3 separate regions of the Homo sapiens genome follow, and all the other regions are linked to region 1. A link is a loop called in an ENCODE intact Hi-C map of the cell type or tissue named here. Cell type or tissue: A673. All regions are shown on one strand. Region 1 holds the start of LOC107986018 (a long non-coding RNA gene). Region 2 overlaps MAGI1 (membrane associated guanylate kinase, WW and PDZ domain containing 1). Region 3 has its middle 82 kb from the start of SLC25A26.

Region 1 (8,000 bases):
AAAGACAGGAAAATTTGTCCAAATTATTGAGATTGCATATTGCTCAAGGACTTTTGAAAAGGAAACTTTTTTTGTTTCTGTTTTTGTTTTGTTTTTTTCTAGGGAGTCCTCCATAAACCCCACCTAGTGCTCATCAGTTTTAGGTCCCTAATTGCAGCCATAGGGCCGTGGGCGAGGGAGATCCCGGCTAAATCAGCCACTTTACGTGCTTCGGTTCTGTCCTTTAATACTTAAAGTGGCTCAGTAAGTTTGGGCTCAGAGACTTGGATTTTATTTCTGAATTTTCCTTAGACTGGCCAATTAACTTTAACTTACCTAACTTCTCTGGTGATCATCTGCCTCAAGTGTAAAATGGGAATTGGCTAAAGGATTAAATGATACTCAGTAATGTTTGGAACTGAGGGGCCTTATAGCCAAGCAAAATGTTCCTTGTCCTGGAACTGTAGAATGTAGTGGGGAGATTTCAGGGTCTATGCCATTCTCTTGGCCACCCCGGTATGATTTTCAAGGGCTTTTATTACAGCCTAGAGGAGCTCTTGACTGGGGAACGTTAAGCATCCTTTGGGAGTGGTGGGGGTGGGAAGAATACCACAGGACTGGTGGCACTATCTTACTACTTTATGTACTTGCTTTCCTTTCTTCCCCACTGACTGGACATTTTGGTCATTATTTATTTATTATCATTTGTTTGTTATTTTTTTAGAGATAGAGTTTTACTCCCACCCAGGCTGGAGTGCAGTGGTGCGATCATAGCTCACTATAGCCTCCACCTCCTAGGCCCCAGCAATCCTCCCGCCTTAGCCTCCTCAGTAACTGGGACTACGGGTGGGTGTCGCCAAGCCTGGCTAATGTTTTACATTTTTTTTGTAGAGATGGGGTCTCACTATGTTGCTCAGGCTGGTCTTGAACTCCTGGCCGCAACGGATTCTCCTGGATTGGCCTCCCAAAACACTGGGATTATAGGCAAAAGTCACCATACCTGGCCTCATTATTTATTTTTAATTTTTTGTTTGTTGTGTGAGCTTGGGGCTTTGGGAATAAATAAACTTCTCTAAATTTTCCTTGTGTTTTCACTGAGCAACTCCCACACATAATGGTTGATTTATGGCTAGTATTGAGCTAATATTATTTTCCTTTGAGGCTGCCTCATTTCTCTGAACACTGATTTATTTAATGCTTTCTGAGACACTTCAGTTTGGTGTGGGTCACAATAAACAGAATGCAAACTGGAAGTAATTTAGAGTGAGCTACCGTAGAGATGATTTTATTGCCACAGAGGGTCTTGAGTGCAAGCCAAACTTTGAACTGTGAGCAGACCTCTGCAACGCAGCTGGTGATGGGGTGTGTTAGGATTGAACTTGGGCATAGAACTGCAAGAGCAGTTCCCTAGAATAGCTTGAAATGAATAATCTAAAATGCATAGGGGAAAGTGGTCATAATGTAGGTACATACTAGCCACTGGCTTCCAGAAGGAAGCAGCTGTTATGGTGGCAAGTAAATGATGTTTGGAATTAGACCAGAGTTCTGTTCCTGAGTTCAAGACCTTGGCTAGTCCATTCTCCTTTAAATAAAAATTATTATTTGTAAGATTGGGATGAGAAAGCGTGTGGGATCATTGTGTGATTCCCAGGACAAACTGCATTTGAAAAACATTCGAAAAACCTTCAAGCACTTGTAACATATGTGTGACTTGCTAGTCCTGCCCTCATGGGCTTTTGGAGATTTTTTCATCATTGTTTTATGTGAGTTTACTTGGGCACAGTTGAGTTTCAATTTATGTTAATTACTTCTGAGACTTCTGGTTTGACCTCAAGGAAACCTAGAAAGGTCTAGTAAAAGTGGGGGAAGAGGAAAAATGCAACCTGTAACTTTGCAGGCCATTGCAGGGATGACTCCCTAAGGATCAAGACTAAATAAACTTTTTTCTTGATTGGCTCATGCTTACTTTCTTAACCCCGTCACTTTCCATGCTTGGTTTCAACCATCCTGAGCTCTCTCTTACTTCTTGAACTTGCTGAGCTATCATGTCTTCAGTCCTTGGCACAGGCTATTATTTTCTGAGAAATATGCCTTTCTCCCCATATTTTAACGGCTCCTAACATTCAGCGGTGTTATCATATCCATTTATAGTTATTTTTAACCACCCAAGGCTAATTAGATGTTCAACCCCTGTGTTCCCATAACACCATGAACTTGTCCCTGACAGTCTACTCTGTTTTATTATTGCTCATTTATTTGTCCATCTGGCCTACCAGGCGGTGCAGTCCCAGAGGGCAGGGAATGTGCCCTGCTTGCTGTTATATTTCCAGCATCTAGTATAGCCCTCAGTTACACGGAGTAATTTTGAGGAATATGAGTGAATGATGTGTGAGAGTTAGTTCCCTTGTCACTCAAACACAATGTGTTTTGGCATTCTATTTAAAGTTTCTGGGCTGCCTAGAACCGACTAAACATAACATCTTTGTTTTGACAGTAGACTGTTCACTAAAAAAACGGCAGAGGAAGACTTTTCAAGTTGAGTTTATCATTTGGTGATCCGGTTTCTTTTATACTATGTTGCTATGAAAATGCTCCAGTGGCTTATAAACTCGAGGTGTCTTAAAGATGACCGGGCCCTGTGTCTGTAAAAGCTCATCCTTCACCCATTCATCACATCCCAAATGAAAAACCTTTCAGAGATTGCCTTTCCATGCCTAACTTTTGTTGTGACTGAGCTTAGAGTAAAAGTTTTTGTAACTGAATGTGGCTTCTGGGGAGGAAATAGGGGCAGTTTTATTGTTGTTCCATAAATTAGTCTGATGTCAGACCCCTTGAAACATGAGATAGGAGAAGAATCTGGTTTCCTCTAATGAAATGTTGTGTGCTTGTGGCTTAGTAAGAGGTGCATTGATGGAAAAACATTAAGTAGGAATACAAAAGGTAACACAATGAGAGAGATGTGTTGGTCAGCATTAAAAGATTCTTGGGGTCTTGCGCGGTGGCTCACACCTGTAATCCCAGTACTTTGGGAGGCCGAGGCGGGCGGATCACGAGGTCAGGAAATCGAGAACATCCTGGCTAACACGGTGAAATCCCGTCTCTACTAAAAATACAAAAACAAAATTAGCCAGGCGTGGTGGCGGGCGCCTGTAGTCCCAGCTACTAGGGAGGCTGAGGCAGGAGAATGGCGTGAACCCGGGAGGCAGAGCTTGCAGTGAGCGGAGATCGTGCCACTGCACTCCAGCCTGGGTGACAAAGCAAGACTCTGTTTAAGAAAAAAAAAAAAAAAAAAATTCTTGGGCCAGGCGTGGTGTCTCATGCTAGTAATCCCAGCACTCTTGGAGGCTGAGGTGGTAGGATTGCTTAAGCCCAGGAGTTCAAGACCAGGCAACATGGGGAAACCCTGTCTCTACAAAAAATACAGTAAGTTAGCTGGGTGTGGTGGCGCATGCCTGTAGACCCAGCTGCTTGGGAAGCCGAGGTGGGAGGATCACTTGAGACTAGGAGGTTGAGGCTGCAGTGAGCTGTGATCATGTCATTGCATGCCAGCCTGGGTGACACTTCAGTTTGGTGTGGGTCTCAATACACAGAATGCAAACTGGAAGTAATTCAGAGTTGTTGATTTCAAGGCAAAAAAAAAAAAAAAAAAAGTTATGATTGGCTGGGCGTGGTAATCCCAGCACTTTGGGAGGAAAAGGTGGCCAGATCACCTGAGGTTAGAAGTTCGAGACCAGCCTGGCCAACAAGGCGAAATCCCATCTCTACTAAAAATATAAAAATTAGCCGGGTGTGATGGTAGGCGTCTATAATCCCAGCTACTCGGGAGGCTGAGGCAGGAGAATCACTTGAATCCAGGAGGCAGAGGTTGCAGCAGTGAGCAGAGGTTGCAGTGAGCCCTGATTGCACCACTGCACTCCAGCCTGAGTGACAGAGCGAGACTCCGTTTCAAGAAAAAAAAAAAAAAAGTTAAGATGACAGCAGGAATAAGGGGGAGGTCGGGAAGGATTCATGGCCTAAAAAATTACACTTGATTTCACACAATGTCTCTGTGAACTTGTTTCAGAGATAGTTATTCAGTGAAATGATTGTGATGTTTGGTATGGGTGAAAAGAAATATTTTGATGTAGTCTCCAAGGTAGGTGAAATTTTTTCTGAAATTTAAGAAATGTTGATTTCACTCATTCATTCATTTATCTCATTCATTTAATAAATATTTATGGAGTGCCAATTATGCTAGACATGGTTCCAGGTGCTAGAGATAGAACAGAGAACCAGAGACCACGTATTTATAACATGTTTCATTTCCTGTGATGATTTATATTATCTCACTGAATTTTATCCTAAACAAATAAGTTTGTATAACCTCTTGTATGACAAGAAGTGAAGGAAATGAATGCAGTGCAACATTATCCGTAGTTTCTGTTACTGAAGTTTAATTTTAAACATTTACTTTTTATCTGTGTATAAGTCATGATTTTTCAACCTGTCACCAACCTTGGTGACACTATTGTCTTTAATGTGTTGTATGAAACATACTAATACCTCATTCCGTCCAAGAAAAGGGGGAAGAATGAAATCAAATTGGTAAATAGGACCCCTGTATGTTAGACACTCGGTTTTCTGTAGCTGTGAGGAAAGCGCCCTCTTGTGGTTATATATGCTTCTCCTACAAATACTTCTTAAAACACCTACTTCCTTAAATAAAAATTACTTAGTAAGTAACTCATGAATACATATGGGATACAGAAGTTAAATCACATTTTAAATAGCGGTATTGAGATATAACTAATATGTCATACAATTTATTCATGTAACATGTACAATTTAGTATTTTTAATAGATACACAGCGTGTGCGACTATCAGTATAATCTAATTTTAGAACATTTCTGCCCTCTCCAAAAGGAATCCTATATCCATTAGTAGTCATTTCCTTCTCTGCCCTCCACCGCCACCCTCTCAAGCCCTAGGTAGCCACAAATCTCTTACAGATTTGCCTATTCTGGACATTTCATCTAAAGGGCATTGTAAAGTATGTGGTCTTTTGTGATGTGCTACTCCACCTTATCTTGTTTCAGGATTCATCCATGTTGTAGCATGCATCAGTGCTTCATTTCTTCTTCCCAAATATTATTCCGTGGTTTGACTATACCACATTTTTTTTTTTCTTTTCTTTTTGTTGTTGTTGTTGTTGTTGTTGAGACGGAGTCTCGCTCTGTCGCCCAGGCTGGAGTGCAGTGGCGCGATCTCGGCTCACTGCAAGCTCCGCCTTCTTGGTTCACGCCATTCTCCTGCCTCAGCCTCCCGAGTAGCTGGGACTACAGGCGCCCGTCACCGCGCCCAGCTAATTTTTTGTATTTTTAGTAGAGACAGGGTTTCACCGTGATCTTCATCTCCTGACCTCGTGATTCGCCTGCCTCGGCCTCCCAAAGTGCTGGGATTACAGGCGTGAGCCAACGCTCCTGGCCCTACCACATGTTTTTTATCCAGTCATCAGTTGATAGGCATCTGGGTTGTTTCCACTTTTTGACCTCTTATGAGTAATACTGCTATGAATATCCACGTACTAGTTTCTGTGTGGACATATGTTTTCATTTCTCTTGTATGCATACCTAGAGTGGGATTGCTCCTAGGAATGTGGTAACTCCATGTTTAGCTTTTTGAAGAACTCCCAGACTGTTTTCCAAAGTGGCTGTACTATTTTGCATTCCTACCAGCAATGATGAGGGTTCCAATTTCTCTGTGTGCTCATTACTCCTTGTTATTGCACCTTTTTTTTTTGAGATGGAGTCTCACTCTGTTGCCCAGGCTGGAGTGCAATGGCACAATCTCAGGTCACTGCAACCTCCACCTCCCAGGTTCAAGGGATTCTCCTGCCTCAGCCTCCTGAGTAGCTGGGATTACAGGTGCCTGCCACGATGCTCAGCTAATTTTTGTATTTTTAGTAGAGATGGGGTTTCACTGTGTTGGTCAGGCTGGTCTCGAACTCCTGACCTCAGGTGGTCCATCTGCCTCGGCCTCCCAAAGTGCTGGGATTACAGGCAAGGGCCACCACACCTGGCCTGCACTTTTTTTAAAATTAATTTTTTTTTTTTTTTTTGGTACAGGCTGGGTGTGGTGGCTCACACCTGTAATCTCAGCACTTTGAGAGGCTGAGGTGGGCAGATTGCTTGAGCCGTGGAGTTTGAGGCCAGCCTGGGCAACGTGGCAAAACCCCATCACTACTGAAAATACAAAAAAAATTAGCTGGGCATGGTGATGCACGCCTGAAGTCCCAGCCACTCGGGGAGGCTGAGGTGGGAGGATTGCTTGAGCCAAGGAGATTGAGGCTGCAGTGAGCTCTGATCGTGCCACTGCACTCCAGCCTGGGTGGTGACAGAGTGAGACCCTGTCTCAAGACAAATTTTTTTTTTTTCTTTCTGGAGACAGAGTCTCATTATGTTGTCCAGGCTTGTCTTGATCTCCTGGCCTCAAACAATCCTCCCACCTGCCCTCTCAAAGTGTTCGGATTACAGGCGTGAGCCCCTGTGCCTTGCCTTATTTTGCCTTTTTGATTGTAGCCATCCTAGTGGGTGTGAAGCGGTGTCTTGTGGTTTTGATTTACATTTCACTATTGTGTAATGATGCTGAGCATGTGCTTCTGAGCTTATTGGTCCCTTGTATGCCTTCTTTAAAGAAATATCTGTTAAAATATTTGTCCTATTCTTTCTTTTTGTTGTTGAATTGTAAGAGTTGTTTTTTTTTAATACATTCTGCACACTGGACACTTATTAGATATGTGATTTGTAAATATTTCCCCCAGTAGGTTGCCTTTTCACTTTCTTGATGGTGTTGTTTGCAACACCAAAGTTTTTCATTTTGATGTCATCCAACTTCTCTTTTTTCTTCTTTTTTTTGTTGTTGTTGTTTTGTTTTTAAAGGTGCTTTGGGATTATATCTAAGAAACCATTGCTTAACTCAAGGTCATGAAATTGATTTTTCTCTTTTTTTTTTTTTAAGAGTTTAATAATTTAGCTCTTACATTTAGGCTTCTGATCTGTGAAATGACTTTTCACAGATGGCCCAGTACTAATAGTGTCTGGCTCAAAGGTTGTGAGGACTTAATAAGATAACACTTATATTGCAAACATATTAAAAGCTCAGTAGATGTTAACTGTTGTAGGTATTACACCTGAAAACAAATCAACTTGACTAAACAGAGTCCTTCAGTATATTATGTTTATACCTAAGCTACAGTGTTGAAAAATGAACCTTTCATCTAACTTTTTTTTTTTTTTTTTTTTTTTTTTTGCTTAAGAAATCCATATACTTTAAAAAATAGTTTTTATTCTCCTTTGGTCCAGAAGGGTTAGGAACAATAACTCAGTAGTTACTTCCTGTATTAGTTTCTTATTTGCTGCTGTAACACTTTTTCACAAAGTGAGTGCCTTAACACACATGTACTTATTATCTTACAGTTCTGACTGGTGATGCTGGGCTAAAACCAAGTTGTCACAGGGCTGTGTTCCCTTCCTAAGGCTTTATGGGAGAATCTGTTTCCTTGACTTTTCCAACCTAAGGACATTCCTTTCCTCCATCTTCAAAGCCTGCTAGCAACGTTGTATCCTTCTGTGCCATTCATCTACAGTCTTATCTTTTACAGATGCTTATGATTATATTGGGCCCACCCAGATAATCCTATTTAAAGGTCACCATAATTAGTGACCTTAATTCCCCTTTGTCATGTAACATAGTCACAGGTTCTGGGAAGCAGGATGGGGATATCTTTGGGGTGATTATTCTGCCTATTATGCTTACTAATGATAATTTCTACAATCTGTGATTGACAAGTGTTTCCCTTTGATAGTTAGGGTCTCTAGACTTGGGACATGTGATAAATGGACATGAAATGCATGCCATCCCCCAGAATATATGGGAAAGTGAAATCTACCAATCTGCTCAGGAGACCCCTCTGTTTACCAGCGAGTCTGTTTTTACAGAACAATCTTAGGTTTATAGTGAGGGGGGGTTCCCCAGTCAGATG
Region 2 (8,000 bases), 130 kb before region 1:
CAGAATAATTTGGGATTCCAATTTTATACCCTTTTGGCTAGTTTACATTTTGTTTTGTTTGTTTGTTTTTTTTTTGAAAATGAGGATTATTATCCTTCCTTGAGAAAAACAGATCACTCTGCAGTATAATTGAACTCCTCTTAACTTTTTGTAAGCATTCTCCTTAACTTGCATTTATTTGTTGGTAGGGATAATTTGAAGAGAAGAGCATTTTAAATTCTTTGAATTTAAGCAAACAATAATTTTAAGCTGACCTGCGTAGTCACCAAGCAATAGGATGAAAACAACTCATTTGTTGGCAAAAGAAATCAGTTTAAGAATGTTGTGGAGGCCGGGCGCGGTGGCTCACACCTGTAATCCCAGCATTTTGGGAGGCCAAGGCAGGCGGATCATGAGGTCACGAGATTGAGACCAGCCTGACCAACATGGTGAAACCCCATCGCTACTAAAAATACAAAAATTAGCTGGGCGTGGTGGTGCACACCTGTAATCCCAGCTACTCGAGAGGCTGAGGCAGGAGAATTGCTTGAACCTGGGAAGCAGAGGTTTCAGTGAGCCGAGATCGCGCCATTGCACTCCAGCCTGGTGACAGAGCGAGACTCCGTCTCACAAAAAAAAAAAAAAAAAATGTTTTGGAGCAAGAGTATAATGCACAGGTGAATATATGTTCCCAACCCCAGATTTTTAACCAAGAGAAGCAAAAGTAGAGTGCAGAAAATTGACCTGAGAGAGTTATGTAAGTTTCTTCTTAAACTACAGATGCCCTTCTAGGTATTTAATAAAAATGCTTAATGATAGGAATTCATGTTTACTGATTCTGACCCTACCTCAGTGTGTAGATATTCTCTTTGTAACTGTAAAATTAGTTTCATTCTTTTATTTTTCTGAGTAGCTGTTTAAAAACAATAGACTTCGTTAGAGCATTTTTAGATTCACAATAAAATTGAGAGGAAGGTACAAAGATTTCCTATGTACCCTCTGCTTCCAGCCTGTGCACAGCCTCCCCCATTATCAACGTCCCCCACCAAGGTGGTACATTTGTTACAATTGATGAACCTACATTGACACATCATTATCACCCAAAGACCTTAGTTTACATTAGGGTTCATTCTTGGTGTTGTACATTTTATAGGGTTGAACAAATATGTAATGACACGTGTCCACCATTATAATATACAGACTAGTTTCACCGCCTAAAAATTCTTGGTGCTCTACTTATTTATCTCCCCACTCCCCTAACTTTTGATCTTTTTACTGTCTCCATCGTTTTGCCTTTTCCAGAATGTCAGATAATTGGAATCATATAGTATGTAGCCGTTTCACATTGGCTTCTTTCACTTAGCACTATGCATTTGTAAGTTTCCTCCATGTGTTTTCATGGCTTGATGGTGTGTTTCTTTTTAGTGTTGAATCATATTGCCTTGTCTAGATGTACCATAGTTCTTTTATCCATTCATTTACTGAAGGATGACTTGGTAATTGCACATAAAGCTTTTATAAACTTTCATGTGCAGGTTTTTGTGTGGACATAAGTTTTCAACTCCTTTGCTGAATACCAAGGAACATGATTGCTAGCTAGATTGTGTGGTAAGATTATGTTTAGTTTTATAAGAAACTGCCAAACTGTCTTCCAAAGTGGCAATATAATTTTGCATTCCCACCAGCAGTGAGTGAGAGTTCCTGTTGCTCCATATCCTTGTCAGCATTTGGTGGTGTCAGTGTTTAGGATTTTGGCTTTGCTAATAGGTGTGTAGTGGTATCTCATTGTTGGTTTTATTTTTCAATTTCAAAAGTGCTACTAGTGATGTAGAAGGATAGAGGAGAAAGGAAACCCTGTAGCCCCATGTAACTCCTCATCCTTTAGAGTTAATGGTATAATATGTATCTTTCTAGATGTTTCTCTCTTTATGTGTAAGAAGGTGGAAATGTCTAAGGATAAGCTTAAGAAATAAAAACAGATTATTTCAATTACCTTTGACATTATAAATTTAAAATATAAGAAAACACCTGGCAGTCCAGACAAATTTTTAAAGAAGTCAAAGTTAACTTTTTTGGACCATTAATATATTACGTGTATGATTATCCAAGATTTTAAAAAGTATACAATGAGAACAGTAGAACTTATCCCTGACAACTGTCTTCTCCTATCCTCATTATTTCATTATTTGGTTTCTCTGGAGGTAGTGGCAGGGTGTGTGTGTGTGTATGTGTGTGTGTGTGTGTTAGTGTGTGTATGATACATGTACTTAAGTAAGAAATTCATGTATATAGGCCAGGTGCAGTAGCTCACATCTGTAATCTCAGCACTGTGGGAGGCGATTGTGGTTTGGCTGTGTCCCCACCCAAATCTCATTTTTAATTGTAGCTCCCATAATTCCCATGTGTTGTGGGAGGGAGCTGGTGGGAGATAATTGAATCATGGAGTGGTTTTTCCCATTCTGTTCTTGTGGTAGTGAAAAAGTCTCACAATATCTGATGGTTTTATAAGGGGTTTCCTCTTTCACTTGGCTCTTATTTTCTCTCTTGTGTGCCACCACGTAAGGTGTGCCTTTCGCCTTCTGCCATGATTGTGAGGCCTCCCCAGCCACATGGAACTGTGAGTCCATTAAACCTCTTTTTCTTTATAAATTATCCAGTCTTGGGTATGTCTTTATCAAGCAGCATGAGAACAGACTAATACAATGGCTGAGACGGGAAGATCACTTGAGGCCAGAAATTTGAGATCAGCCTAGCTATCATGGCGAAACCCCGTCTCTACTAAAAATACAAAAAAACTGGTTGGGTGTGGTGGCATGTGCCTGCAATCCCAGCTTCTTGGGAGGTTTAGGCATGAGAATCGCGTCAACCCGGGAGGCAAAGGTTGCAGTGAGCTGAAAATGTGCCACTGCGCTCCAGCCTGAGCAACAGAGCAAGACTCTGTCTCAAAAAAAAGAAAAGAAAGAAATAGATGAATATATATATATAATATACTGTGTATTGAATATTATAAATTATATGTATATAAATATATACATATTATATATATTCACATTTTATATATGTATCATATAAATGTATATGTATTTCTTACACAGAAATGATAATAAATACACAAATTTGCATCTTGCTTTTTCAACATAAATCAAAGCTTGATTCACTAAGTTGAGTCCTTTTTTCAGGGTTATTTATTTTTAGAAATAAGGAAGCACAAATGAACTGCTTTGTCCATAGAGAGGAAAGCCAGGAAGTATAAAATGCCATTAGTTACCTGATAGTCATCATTTTACCAAGCAAAGAGAAGGCAGTTTTCAGGAAAGCATATGGAATATGGCTCTTGATGGAACTACGTGCCACTTGAAGGATACACTGGATAACCCAGAGGGATGATTCACAACCAGTGCAGCTGTAAACTTTTCTTTTAATTAGGTAGGAAGCACCTGTGTGTTATTCATCGTTTTTCCTCTTCCCAGTCCAGTCTCTTCAGGGATTTTAAAAAAAGAAAAAGACCCAAACAATTTGGAATTTAAATTTTCTGTAGGAGAAAGCAGCCAGTGTCTAAAAAGGGGCAAGTGTGCAGATCATCTGCTGGAAGACAAGGTGAGAAGAGTAACTTGAACGGGTGTGAATTTTAGAGGGCAAATGACTGTGCACATTGCAAGGTGTTTGGCATGGAGCGATGTGTTAGCATCCCGTTGGTGTTTGGATTTATGCTTCTGAATTGAGTATTTAAAAATATTTAACAGAATTAATGCTAAATATGTACAAGCTGCTGTTCAAATGTGAACAGTCCTAGCATTTGTATCTCCTGTGGGCTCTGAGCATTACCATGAGATGGCACCAGCATCCTTTCATGACCTCTGTGTGGCAAGAGGCTAAGTGAGACTGGTCATATGATTAGCAGTTTCTTGCAAGGGACTGATCAACATCATTTACCACACAATTTGCCTAAGAGATTGACTTTGTCCTTGAATGAGTTGTTCTAAATGTGCATTATAATGCTAGCCTAAATATGCTTTGTAAAAAAATTATCAACTATCATTTATTGAGTGCCTACTACATGCTGAGAGCTTTACAAATTTATTCCTGTGTAACTTTCACTACTATCCCAAGGGGGTGCTATTATCTTCATTTTATAGATGGGGAAGTTGATGCTCAGAAAAGTAACATATCTTACCCGAGGTCATGCAGCAGGTTACTCTAAGCAATTGAACTCTGTTGTACAGTGCTGAAACCCTTTGTATATGTACATATATCCTGTAAATATCCATCCACCATAAGCAAATTTGTTTGGCACATTTGGGTTGATACTGTTCTCAACTTTGTGATTTGTAAATTTAATATGCTTATTAGGCATTTGTCGAACATTAGGCTCAAATCCTCTTAAGGATGGTGGCCTTCCCAGAGCTCTCAAACTGGTAGCCTGTGGGCTGGATTTGGACTGCACCTGTTTTGTTTTGTCTGAGGGGAGCTAGAGTCAGCACTGTGTTTTAATTGAATTGAGCGTGAATGCCTTGAGGCTTGGCTTGAACTCTCAGGTCCCCTCTTAGTCTCCATAATTCTCTACTTTTTCAGACATTGTCTGCTTCACTAGTTGAGGTTATCTGCATGGCCCCTGATGGCATTTGAATTTGTGATGAAACCAGGAAGTACCCCAGTTTGAATGTGTTCATTTGTGGGTTCAGATTAATTAGTTAACAGATCGATCTTTGTTCTGAAATAAATGTTGCTGGATTTATGTTGCTCACTATGCAACAGAGAGTTGACTTTTTTTTCCAGGCTTTTCACAGGAGGCCCTCTGTTGGTAGAAGTCCCCGCCGGGTTTATGCTGGCTGAGTATGTATGCTGACCTGTGGATGTAGTCATATGGTGCATCTCTTGAAGGCTGATGTTTGGTTGATTGTAGTATGCCCTGAGGTGATTTTGATCATGAAGCTAAACCTAATGGAGAAAACATGAAAGCCAATTAGTTGTTAATAAGCATTAGGGGAGAAAGCAGGGTCTAAGATCCTCTTTTCTTCCTTCTTTGTCTCCCTTTGTCCTTTCTAATGGTCTCTCTGGGTTTAAAGCAATTGCTTTCTGGGTCCATGTGAGTGTTTTCTAAATTGCCAAGAATATTCAGGAGTGTTAGAACCCCTTGAATTGAAGATAAAGACCTTGGGATACACAGTCAGTGGTAGAATTCCTCCATGGTACTCTACTCACATTGCCTTCAAAAAATACGATATGTTCCGAAGGAATTTCTCCTCCCTGTATTTCCTCTGTTAACTGTCTTCTGCTGTGTTTTCAGTTTGTTTTCTGTGGAACACCTGCCTGAAGGATGCTCTTTGCAAATAAGTTTGCAAAATGCTTTTTATTCCAATACTTTGTTAGGGATTTGAAAGGCATCTCATGGTAAATGCTCCAAGCAGTACTGTGTTTAAGGAACCTGTTTTGCCCAATGCAGCATTTCCCAAATTAGTGAACTAACAGAACCCTTTCTGGAATCTCTCCTTTCTGAACACTACCTCCCCATCTTCCGAAACAACCTATACCTATTAGCTTTCTACAGGCCATACTTTGGGGTTGCCTCTCCCAAATTTAGGTCAGAATTTAGGTAGAAATTACCTGAAAGCATTGAACCATGTTTTGGATTTTTTGGGGGGGTTGGGGAGGAGGAATAATCCTAATTCCATCTAAATGCAATTTTGTCAAATATGAAAAAATGGTTCTCAAAGAATTGAACTTCATGGCTTGGAAGTGTTTATTTATTATTTTTTGTTTGTTTTTTGAGACAGTCTTGCTCTGTTGCTCAGGCTGGAGTTCAATGGCACAATCTCTGCCCACTGCAACCTCTGCCTCCTGGGTTCAACCTCCGCCTCCTGTGCCTCAGCCTGCTGAGTATCTGGGATTACAGGTGTGCACCACCACGCCTGGCTAATTTTTGTAGTAGGGTTTTCACCATGTTGGCCAGGCTGGTCTCGAACTCCTGACCTCAAGTGATCTGCCTGCCTTGCCTCCCAAAGTGCTGGGATTATAGGTGTGAGCCACTGCGCCCAGCCCCTTATGGCTTGGTAGTATTTAAAGAGATCAAACTAGATAAAAGTTTACTTTATTCTTCATGATGTCTGATAGGTTGTTTGCTGATATAGGTGCTGTGTCTGGTTTTCCTTTCATGACTTGTACCTAGTGTAGCTATTTATAGTGTATTTGACAAACTTTTCCACTTGTAGACTCAGGTAGGCCTGCTTGACCTCCTCTGGGGATATTTGTTAATGTCTTGTCAGAGTTGATAAAATTTTCCATGTTCATGCTTTCTTTTGATTCTCATAATAATCTTCTAAGGTAACTAAAAAAGAATCCTTATTTTCACATTTGATTAAGGAAGCTGGTCCTAAGAGATTAAGTCACTTGGTCAGGGTCTCTTGGTGAGGTACTTAAGTGAAATTGGTTTTCCAGGTGCTGGTCTTCCTTTTCCAAACTAATCCTACTTTGCGTGTGACCTGAAAAACATTTTTTTGTTACCTGTTTTTGTTTGTTTAAACATGTACTTGTTTATTAGACGAAACAGGGAGCCCAAATAAAACCAGATGTGAGCTGCTTTTAACCATCCCTGAATCGTAATGATCCATGTGTGAATTATCCCTTTGTAGCTAGTTTTTAATCCCAGACTGGGCTCTTCCAGTTTTTCAGCCTGCTGTTCAAGTCTCCCCAGCCCCTGACTTGGTTTTGTCAGAGCAGATTAGAGAGAAATTCTACAGTGCGAGAACACGATGTGTATGATTTAGGAAGCAGAACTCTTTTTTTTTTTTTTTTGAGATCAGAGTTTTCTTTGTTTTCCATTTACCTGAAGTAATGCATTGTTTCATTTAAACTTAAATAGCTTTCAAGATTGGGTTCATGAACATGTCAGTGGGCAGAGTTTCATATCTAGACTCGAGAGATGACAAAATAAATATGTCTAAGATAGAATTATTTTCACACCTGCCTTTTCCCTTTCAAGTTCTATCATCAGTGATTGAGAATTTAGGCTTTCAAGGGCACACTTGGATTTAAATCTCAGTTTGTCCATTTAGTAGCTGTGAATGCCCTTGGGCAAGTTAATCTCTTTGCCTTGGACTGGTTATCCTCCAAATGGGATAACCCTACCTATAATGAGGAATGAAATGCAGTAACGAACAGGAAGCCACTAAGCACAGTGCCTTACACAGAAACTTTAATAATAGATAAAAATATTTGTATCACCTTCTGGGTGCCAAGTTTGATGCTAGGAAATAATCCAATGGGCTATAAAAGTATGATTTGGTAATTTGTTTGGAGCATGGGTAAATGAAAACAGTAAGAATACATAATAGGCTTATATAAAAGTTTTGAAGAGAGAGCGGTTATGCTGTTGGGGTGTGGCTTTGAAGGGCTTAAAAATAATCAGGGGTGTTGAGTTTTGATCCCAAGGTTTAAGAATGACTTTAATAAGCATGCAAGTTAGGATATAGTTTGGTCCTAAGTGCAAAAAAAATCTACCCTGAATCCACCCTAAGCAGAAAATAAATTTGTTGTGAACAAACAATAGATACATGGAGCAGTTTACAGGATCTGAGAAACACCTGAAAAATGGGATCAGAAAGGTGGACGCTGGGCAGCTCTGGGGCTGCTGGTGGAGGGAGCTGAAGCCACATCTCTGTAGAGCGTCCCCCGGAGGATGAGCCAACTCCAACCCTTTTCTGTCTTTTTCTGCTTGAGATTCAAATTCCATGGACAAACGTTCAAATGTCCCAGTTTGAGTAAAATGTCTAAACCAGCCTATGGAGATAAGTTATTTTCATTTGACAAAACTGGGTTGCTTCTATCAGAAATGGGGAAAATAGATGTTGGATAGCAAAAGTCCACCATGTCCAGGCCAGGCGCTGTGGCTCACTCTTGTAATCCTATCACTTTGGGAGGCCGAGGCAGGCGGATCGCCTGAGGTCAGGAGTTCGACACCAGCCTGACCAATATGGTGAAACCCCGTCTCTATTCAGAATACAAAAATTAGCCGGGTGTGCTGG
Region 3 (8,000 bases), 350 kb before region 1:
ACCCAGCAATTTTGCTCATAGGTATATACCCAAAATAATTGGAAACAGGTGGTGAAAACCATACCTGTACACAAATGTTATACCAGCACTATTCACGATAGCCAAAAGGTAGAAACAACTTAAATGTCCATCAACAAATGAATAGATAGACAAATTGTGTTATGTTCATACAATGGATATAATGGATAATGGCAATTTTTTTTTTTTTATTATTCAGCCATGAAAGAAAATTGTAGGAGAGGAGAGATTTATTTTCTAACCCATTGCTAGGTTCATAGCTGAGGCGCTTGCAATAAAAGACAGCTTAGGCTGGGCACAGTGGCTCACATCTTAATCTCAGCACTTTGGGAGGCTGAGGCAGGAAGATCGCCTGAGGCCAGGAGTTCATGACTGGCCTGGTCAACATAGTGAGATCCCATCTCTACAAAAAATAAAAAGAAAGATTGGCCAGGCATAGTGGTGCTGCCTGTAATCCCAGCTACTCAGGAGGCTGAGGTGGGAGGACTGCTTGAGCCCAGGAATTTGGGGTTACAGCAAGCTAAGATCACACCACTGTACTCCAGCCTGGGTGACAGAGGCAGACCCTGTCTCAAAAAAAGAGAAAAAACAGCTTAACAAGAGAATAGCATACAAATTTTATGTGATATGGGAGACTTTTTAAATGAAAAACCAAAAAAACAGGGAAACCTATGCATTTTTGTGCTTAGGTTTGATGACAAATGGATAGTCAGGCAGCAGTACCATTGGACAAAAGGGGTGTAAACTGATAGTAATCAACTAGGGAGAATTTAGCAAGGCCTGTTTGTTCAGGTTCTTCTCCGAGTTCCTGTGTCCTTAGAGACAGGGCATTTTTCTCTGAGTATAGTGTGGCCATCTCTGGAATGAGGGCCTTATGCCCTACTTCAGGAGAAGATAAAAAAAAATTCTTTTATAGTCTACTTCAAAGGTGAAGGGTGGGAGGAAGGTCAGAGAGAACTTCCTGCTTCTGCAGTGTTCTCAAATGCCAAGGTGCCATATTTTAGGGTAGTGGGTCCTGAACACCATCAGAATGAAGTACTGATACTGATACATGCGATGGCCTGGATGAACCTCAAAAACATTACACTAAGTGAAAGAAGCCAGACACAAAAGATCATATCTTCCATGATTTTATTTACATGAAGTGTGCAGAATAGGTAAATCTAGAGAAGCAGAAAGCAGATTGGGAGTCACCCAGAGGCTGGAGTGGGGTTGGGGAGTAACTGCCAAATAGGTATGGGGTTTAATTTTGGAGTGATGAAAATGTTTCAGAATTGAAGACAGTGGCTGCACAATATTGTAAATGCACCAAATGCCACTGACTTGTTCACTTTGAAATGGTTAATTTGTGTTATGCAAGTTTCATCTCAATTTAAATAAAGGAAAGTGAAAATAAATAAATATTTGTTGAACTACATATTGATAGAACTTGTTTCAGAACTCTCTGCCATGACTAAATCTAAAGTATTCTTAATCCAGCCTAGGGCTTCAACAACTTCCATCCACAGCTTTGAGTCTGCAGGAAGAAAAGAATACATTCAAGACCGGCGCAGTGGCCCACGCCTGTAATCCAGTACTTTGGGAGGCCAAGGTAGGCAGATCAAGTTGAGGTCGGGAGTTCGAAACCAGCCTGGCCAACATGGTGAAACCCTGTCTCTAATAAAAAATACAAAAATCAGCTGGGTGTGGTGGCATATGCCTGTAATCCCAGCTACTCGGGTGGCTGACGTAGGAGAATCACTTGAACCCAGGAAGTGGAGGCTGCAGGGAGCCAAGATCATGCCACTGCACTGTAGCCTGGGTGACAGAATAAGACTCTGTCTCAAAAAAAAAAAAAAATTCACACTATTTCAAAGATTTGCTTTCATCAAGATGACACAGGACATCATTATCATCCTCATGACAATCCTATTTCTATTAGTTTTTTGTCTTATGCAATTATTTGAAAACTTTCTTTGGTAGGAGTTGAGTGTGGTGGTACATGGCTGTAGTCGCAGTTACTTGGGAGGCTGAGGCAGACATATTTCTTGAGCCCTCGAGGCCAGACCACATATGCAGCAAGACCCCAGCTCGAGAAAATTAGAAAAAAATATTTGGTAATTATTGAAGATGTACATGTAATTATAAAGAATTATACAGAGAGATCTCGTGTGCCCTTCACCCTGTTTCCCCCAATGCTAACAACTTGCAACACTATAGAATACTATGGCAACAAAGAAATTGACATAAATACAATCTGTCTACCTCATTTGGATTTCACTGTTTTACACGTGCTCATTTGCGTGTGTGTGTGTGTGTGTGTGTCCTGTTTCTATACTGAAGTGTAACAATAGCTCCTTTCAGTACTGTAGTCTGTTGACTAGTAAGAAATTTCAGAGAGCTGGTGGCACCACCACAGTAACCACAAGTAAGTGACCCAGAGCAGAAGTTAAAAGCAAGAAACATTTCTAAAGTCTTGCAAGGGACTTGGCAGTCCGGAACCTGTTAGTTCAATCATGCCTTTGACATTCACTTGACCCTTTTAGTACTGCAGTTGTTAAAAGGGCTGGCATGCATTTTGTTTAATTCAACAGATGGAGGGATGTGATACAGTAAGAATTCCTTCTGTCATCTGAGAAACTGGGAAATTTGAAAGTGTAAACATAGAGTGGTAGCATTAAAAAGACAGGTGCCGATAAGGTAGTTTTACTTATGAAGAATATTTGCTAGTCCTGCCTGCTAATAGATTTAACTTGGAACAGAAACCTCAGGTGAATGAACAGATTTACGGACATTTTCTAGTTTTTACCTCAGCGTGCATCCTGTATGTTAGTTGAATTCATTCGAAGGTTCTAGTGAATGATCCTTTCTGAAGTGCACTGGTTGAAGGATTAGAAATCCCATTTTGCCTACCTGGCTTCCACACCACCTTCCTGTGTTAGTAGCATGTGGATTTTTTCTTTGAGGAGCCACCCTCTCCTAGTCTAGCTGTCTTGGTGATGCTATCCACAAACTCCACCAACCCCTGCCCTAAACTCAGGGCTCACAGGATGAGCACATGACTCAACGGAATACACATTCCATTCTTCCACCTCTAATCATTGGTTCAGAAAAGGCGCATATCCAAAATTGGTCAAGAGATGTAATTCCTGATCTTTTGCTAGAATAACAAAGAACCTCTTTCCATTGTACTTGCAAGTGTTAATACATAGGCATGGAGCATCTGAACACCAGTAATGAGAGCATCCTGCAAATGAAGCCACCATGAAAGAGAACAGACCTGACAGCCATTCTGAGCACTAGAACCAGCCATACCTGAAGCTCTGATCTCTCAGTTCCATGAGCCAGTAAGTTAGTAAGTTAATTACCTTTCTTGATGTGCTTAAACGAATGAGGTTTTTGGGTTTTTTGTCACCTACAACACCTTGAGAAGGATCAATAGCAAATAACATCTATTAGGTTAAGCTTGGGGCCATAAATCCTTAAACTAATTTAGTGTTTATGCTCTCATCATTCAATAATTCCCTTATCTTTTCATCTAGTCTGCATTACTGCCTGCAATAATTTGCCTGACCCACGGCTTTAGCGCTTAGTGTGAAAGAAGTAACTCAAGTAGAGTAAACAAATGACACTGTGAGTACATTAATGCTTCTGACCCTATAATGTCATCTTTTAAATAGGTTATGCATGTGTAACACTGCAGCCGACCATCTGTACTGCTTATCTAAGTTCTGTAATGAAATGGCCAGGGCCCTGTTTATTTATGTGATACAGGCAGCCTCCCTCTAAATCTAATTCAATCTTCAGTCACTGTTTTGTAGGCTAGGAGCTCTAATGACCGCGAAAGAAATGTGTGCTGCTTCAGATGATGCTATTAAAAGAAACTTGTTCCCAAAGAAATTTTTATCTCCTGATAGGGGGGAGCTAAATCACTATAAATTATGGAAAAGGAAATTGCAAATGTATCTTGCTTTCTTTTTATTGGAGGCATTGTTTTCTCACAACTGTCAAGTAGAGCATACACCTATTTTGAAAAGCTTTTAACAACTTTGAATTAAGCAAAAATGGAGAAATAAGAGGCTGCAGAATTAGAGAAGCTAATGCAACCCTGCTTTGCAAAGCAAAGGCAGGGTTTCACCATTCCTTTTTTATTCACAAATGGCACTATCAAGGAGGTGGGCGGGGTGGCACAGAAGGTGAAACAGAGAAAAGCAACAGCAAAATACAGTAAAGAGAAGTGAGATCATCAGGAGAATCATAAGAATCTTGAAAGGAAAAGCTGAGAACTTTAGAATTTCATTCTCCTGGGGCAGAGGAAAAGAGGATGGGGAGGGGAGGAGGACAGGAGGGGTGGGGCAGCAATTTGAATTCGTTTCAACTGAATAAGTAATCAATCAATCTACTCCTGTTAGTGTGAACTTGGATCTTATAAAAAAGAATCTCAAAAAGAATGACTGTTTGTCTTTCCTGTTCATCACGGGGGATTTCAGTGGACTCAGGACCATTACTATTCACATTAATCACACAGTGGCTGTGCTCAGCAAAGCCAGCAGAGGGAGTACAAGATTAATGGGTGGCTTCCAAGCTTTGCCAAGGAACCGATGCCCGTATCCAGGACCTCCCAATACGGTTTGTGAAGAGGAACCTCTGGCTCTCTCCCATGCCTCCTTCCTTAACTGCTTCCCTTCATCTCCCTCTTCCCCTACCCCAATACATCCCTACCCCCCCTCCCCCTGCATCAATCCTCCCACCAAATTGTCTGATTTGTCATTTGGAAACATTTTACCAGAGAATTCACAGGTTGACATTCTGTTGGCCAACCCCATGACAGATGGGAAAGAAAGGCCCCAATGTAGGTCAAACAATAAAAATCATGCTGGATGGATTTTGAGTGCCAAGCAAAATCTAACCTTAGGAGAAAATAACAGGTTGCAAAATTGCATGTGTACTAGGATCTCAAGTGTATAATATTTTTAATTATAGAAAAAAAGAGAAATTTATCAAATTAAGAATGGTTGCCCTGGAGTGTGATGTGTCTGAAGGGGGGTGAGATTTGTGGGATGATTTTTTTCTTCCTTCATTGCATATTTCCATACTTCAGATGTATACATTGTATACGATGTATACATTGAACAGCTTTGATCACCATAGGAAAAATAAAACATTATAAATGCCCATGTTTATTTTACGTGTTCACATGCAATACTCTCTGTTTAATAATGCCATAGAAAATGTTCATGTGGGCCGATCATGGTGGCTCATGCCTGTAATCCCAGCACTTTGGGAGGCTGAGGCGGGTGGATCACTTGAGGTCAGGAGTTCGAGACCAACCTGGCCAACATAGTGAAACCCCGTCTCTACTAAAAATACAAAAATTAGCTGGGTGTGGTAATGCACGCCTGTAATCCCAGCTGCTCTGGAGGCTGAGGTGGGAGAATCGCTTGAACCTGGGAGGCAGAGGTGGCAGAGAGCCAAGATTGGGCTACTGCACTCCAGCCTGGGTGACAGAGCGACACTGTCTCAAAAAACAAAAAAAAGAAAAAAGAAAATGTTCATGTGACTATACTAACTAGCTTTGCAAAGGAAAGAAGAAAACAAGCTCTTATGGAGTCCTAGGTGCTAGGAACTGTATTAGGAGTTGGGGGATAACAAGATGAGTTAGACACACTCTGACCTCAGGAAGCTCACAGTCACACAGAGCATCTTATTCCCTTCTCACAATGACTCTATGAGTGTCTTAGGCCATTCCTGCTGGTCTCACAAAATACCACCAACTAGGTAATTCATAAACTATAGAATTTTTTTTCTCACAGTTCTGCAGGTTGGGATGTTCAAGATCATAGTGTGGGGCTGGGTGTGGTTGTTCATGCCTGTAATCCCAGCACTTTGGGAGGCCAAGGATGGTGGATCCCCTGTGGTCAGGAGTTTGAGACCATCTTGGCCAACATGGTGAAACCCTGTCTCTACTAAAAATACAAGAAATTACCCAGGCCTGGTGGCAGGCCCCTGTAATCCCAGCTACTCGGGAGGCTGAGGCAGAAGAATTGCTTGAACCTGGGAGGCAGAGGTTGCAGTGAGCAGAGTTTGAGATCGCGCCATTGCACTCCAGCTCGGGCGACAAGAGCAAAACTCCATCTCAAAAAAAAAAAAAAAAAAAAGAAAGAAAATCACAGCATAGGTAGATTTGGTGTTTGGTGAAGGTCTGTTCCATAGATGGTGATTTCTCATGGCATCCTCACATGGTGGAAAAGGTGGCAGGAAAGAGCTCACATCTATTAGTCAAGCTATTTAATTAATGATTTCCTTTATCTCAACTGATTTTTAACTGAACTTTATTTTAAAAGAAGCTTTGTGCTATTATCATAAATGCAAATCAGAATTATTTTCAATAAATAAGAGATAACCATAAAGTAAGCAAAATAAAAACAAAAATTTATATACTATTGTTGAGGAAGCTCCAACTCTCTTTGTTAAGCTCTCTCTTTGTTATGAAAGGGAGACTAGCAAGTATGAGAGGGACATAGCACCTCACTGAGGCTTTCTTCTTGAAATAAACAGAAGGTCTTAACAAGTCCTGAAAGGGAAAAGCTTTGTATACAATTTAATGCATACTGTAAATGACATGGAGGCTTTGAAAACACAGTACTACTTGATGCAAAGCCAAGAGAAATATCCCAGTCAAAGCAGAAGAGAGAAACCTAGCGGCTGAAAGCCAGAGCTTAGGTGAAAGAATGTATAAATCAAATTTCACTACCATGATTGTTTTGGAAATATAAGCATCAACTGGAACATGAAACTAAAAGCCATCTTTTAAAATACAAAAATGTTATTTCTTAGTGACGAGACAGTGCAATGAGTTAGAATACCATTTTAGAAATGAAATAGACATGGATTCAAATCCAGCTAAGCTATTTATTACATGCTCACCCTGTTTTTCTCCAAACTTCAATGTCTTCATCTATAGGCCAATGGAGAGTGATAAGTAGTTTTTAATTATAAACTGGCCATTTGTGTATCTTAGGTTAAAGGATAATTTTCCCAAAAAGGTAAAATCATGACTATCATATAGACATAAAATGAACATCTGGAATACATTTTATTTAACTCATTACTAATGAGTGAACCACCGAAATGTTATCATTCATTCAAAGGAGAAGTCCAACAGCAGATACATATATAGATGGGAACACTGAAATAAATTTGCAAGTAGACACAAAACTGTTTATTTCCACAATAAGAGAGGAAAATCAGTTGACTGTCCGCAGGACAGAATTTCCTTGCATGATTATGAACAAGAAATATTTGCATTACTATTAGTTTTATCATCAATTTCTGAATTGTTGTGATCAATACAGAAATCTATAGTAAAACACTTTTCAAGTTAACTTCTATCTCAACAGACTTGTAAAATAGCTTAGCCAAAGACCAAGATGTATATCCCTGTAGGATTACGTGGTCTCTAAAGACAGGTATTTCATTGAAAGAATATCCAATGTGAATATTCCAAAAGAATATCTCTTTTATTTATTCCAAAGTCTTAAATTTTGCCTTATACTTATGTTAAGACTGGATCTGTAAAACTTACCTTTTTACTTTATTTTTTTATTGAGACAGGGTTTTGCTCTGTTACCCAGGCTGGAGTGCAGTGGTGCCATCAGGGCTCACTGAAGCCTCAACCTCCCAGGCTCAAGAGAGATCCTCCCACTTTAGCCTCCCAAGTAGCTGAGATTACAAGTACATGCCACCATGCCCACCTAATTTTTTATTTTTGGTAAAGAATAGGTCTCACTTTGTTGCCCAGTCTGGTCTCAAACTCGTGAGCTCAAGCAATCTACCTGCCTTGGCCTCCCAAAGTGCTTAGAATACAGGCATGAGCCACTGTACCCAGCCAATTGTTCACAATTAACAATTGTTCACATTAAAATATTGCCAACATTAATGATTCTGTAATACTGTGATTAACTAATTGGAGAGATGGAATACATGAACTTTAAGGCCGCTTC

Evidence for each region. A loop is a pair of places that touch in the nucleus more often than their neighbours do. Peaks named below come from ENCODE experiments on the same cell type or tissue, not always from the same donor. Only the 100,000 strongest peaks of a DNase experiment are listed, where the experiment ranks them.
Region 2: it touches region 1 in a loop (2.8-fold over the local background); 36 of 110 quality-filtered maps call a loop at or near these places.
Region 3: it touches region 1 in a loop (10-fold over the local background); 86 of 110 quality-filtered maps call a loop at or near these places.

What each region holds. Positions count from the first base shown.
Region 1 is chr3:65,781,881-65,789,880 of GRCh38, reverse strand. All of the region lies in intron 1 of MAGI1 (membrane associated guanylate kinase, WW and PDZ domain containing 1), which reads left to right. LOC107986018 (a long non-coding RNA gene) reads left to right here and starts at 7,269. Exons shown (of 2, transcript XR_001740441.2): 1 at 7,269-8,000. In A673, a CTCF peak has its summit at 4,629 (motif pointing left); a DNase peak (open chromatin) is centred at 4,600; H3K27ac peaks cover 1,662 bases.
Region 2 is chr3:65,911,008-65,919,007 of GRCh38, reverse strand. All of the region lies in intron 1 of MAGI1 (membrane associated guanylate kinase, WW and PDZ domain containing 1), which reads left to right. All of the region lies in intron 1 of MAGI1-IT1 (MAGI1 intronic transcript 1), which reads left to right. MAGI1-AS1 (MAGI1 antisense RNA 1) reads right to left here. Exons shown (of 3, transcript NR_046575.1): 2 at 4,827-4,917. Among named protein-coding and RNA genes, the nearest start is that of MAGI1-AS1, 21 kb to the right of the region's middle. RefSeq lists a silencer at 3,160-3,454. In A673, CTCF peaks have their summits at 4,108 and 4,801; a DNase peak (open chromatin) is centred at 4,097.
Region 3 is chr3:66,135,373-66,143,372 of GRCh38, reverse strand. It overlaps a transcript of SLC25A26 not described here. Among named protein-coding and RNA genes, the nearest start is that of SLC25A26, 82 kb to the left of the region's middle. In A673, a CTCF peak has its summit at 4,532 (motif pointing right); a DNase peak (open chromatin) is centred at 4,562.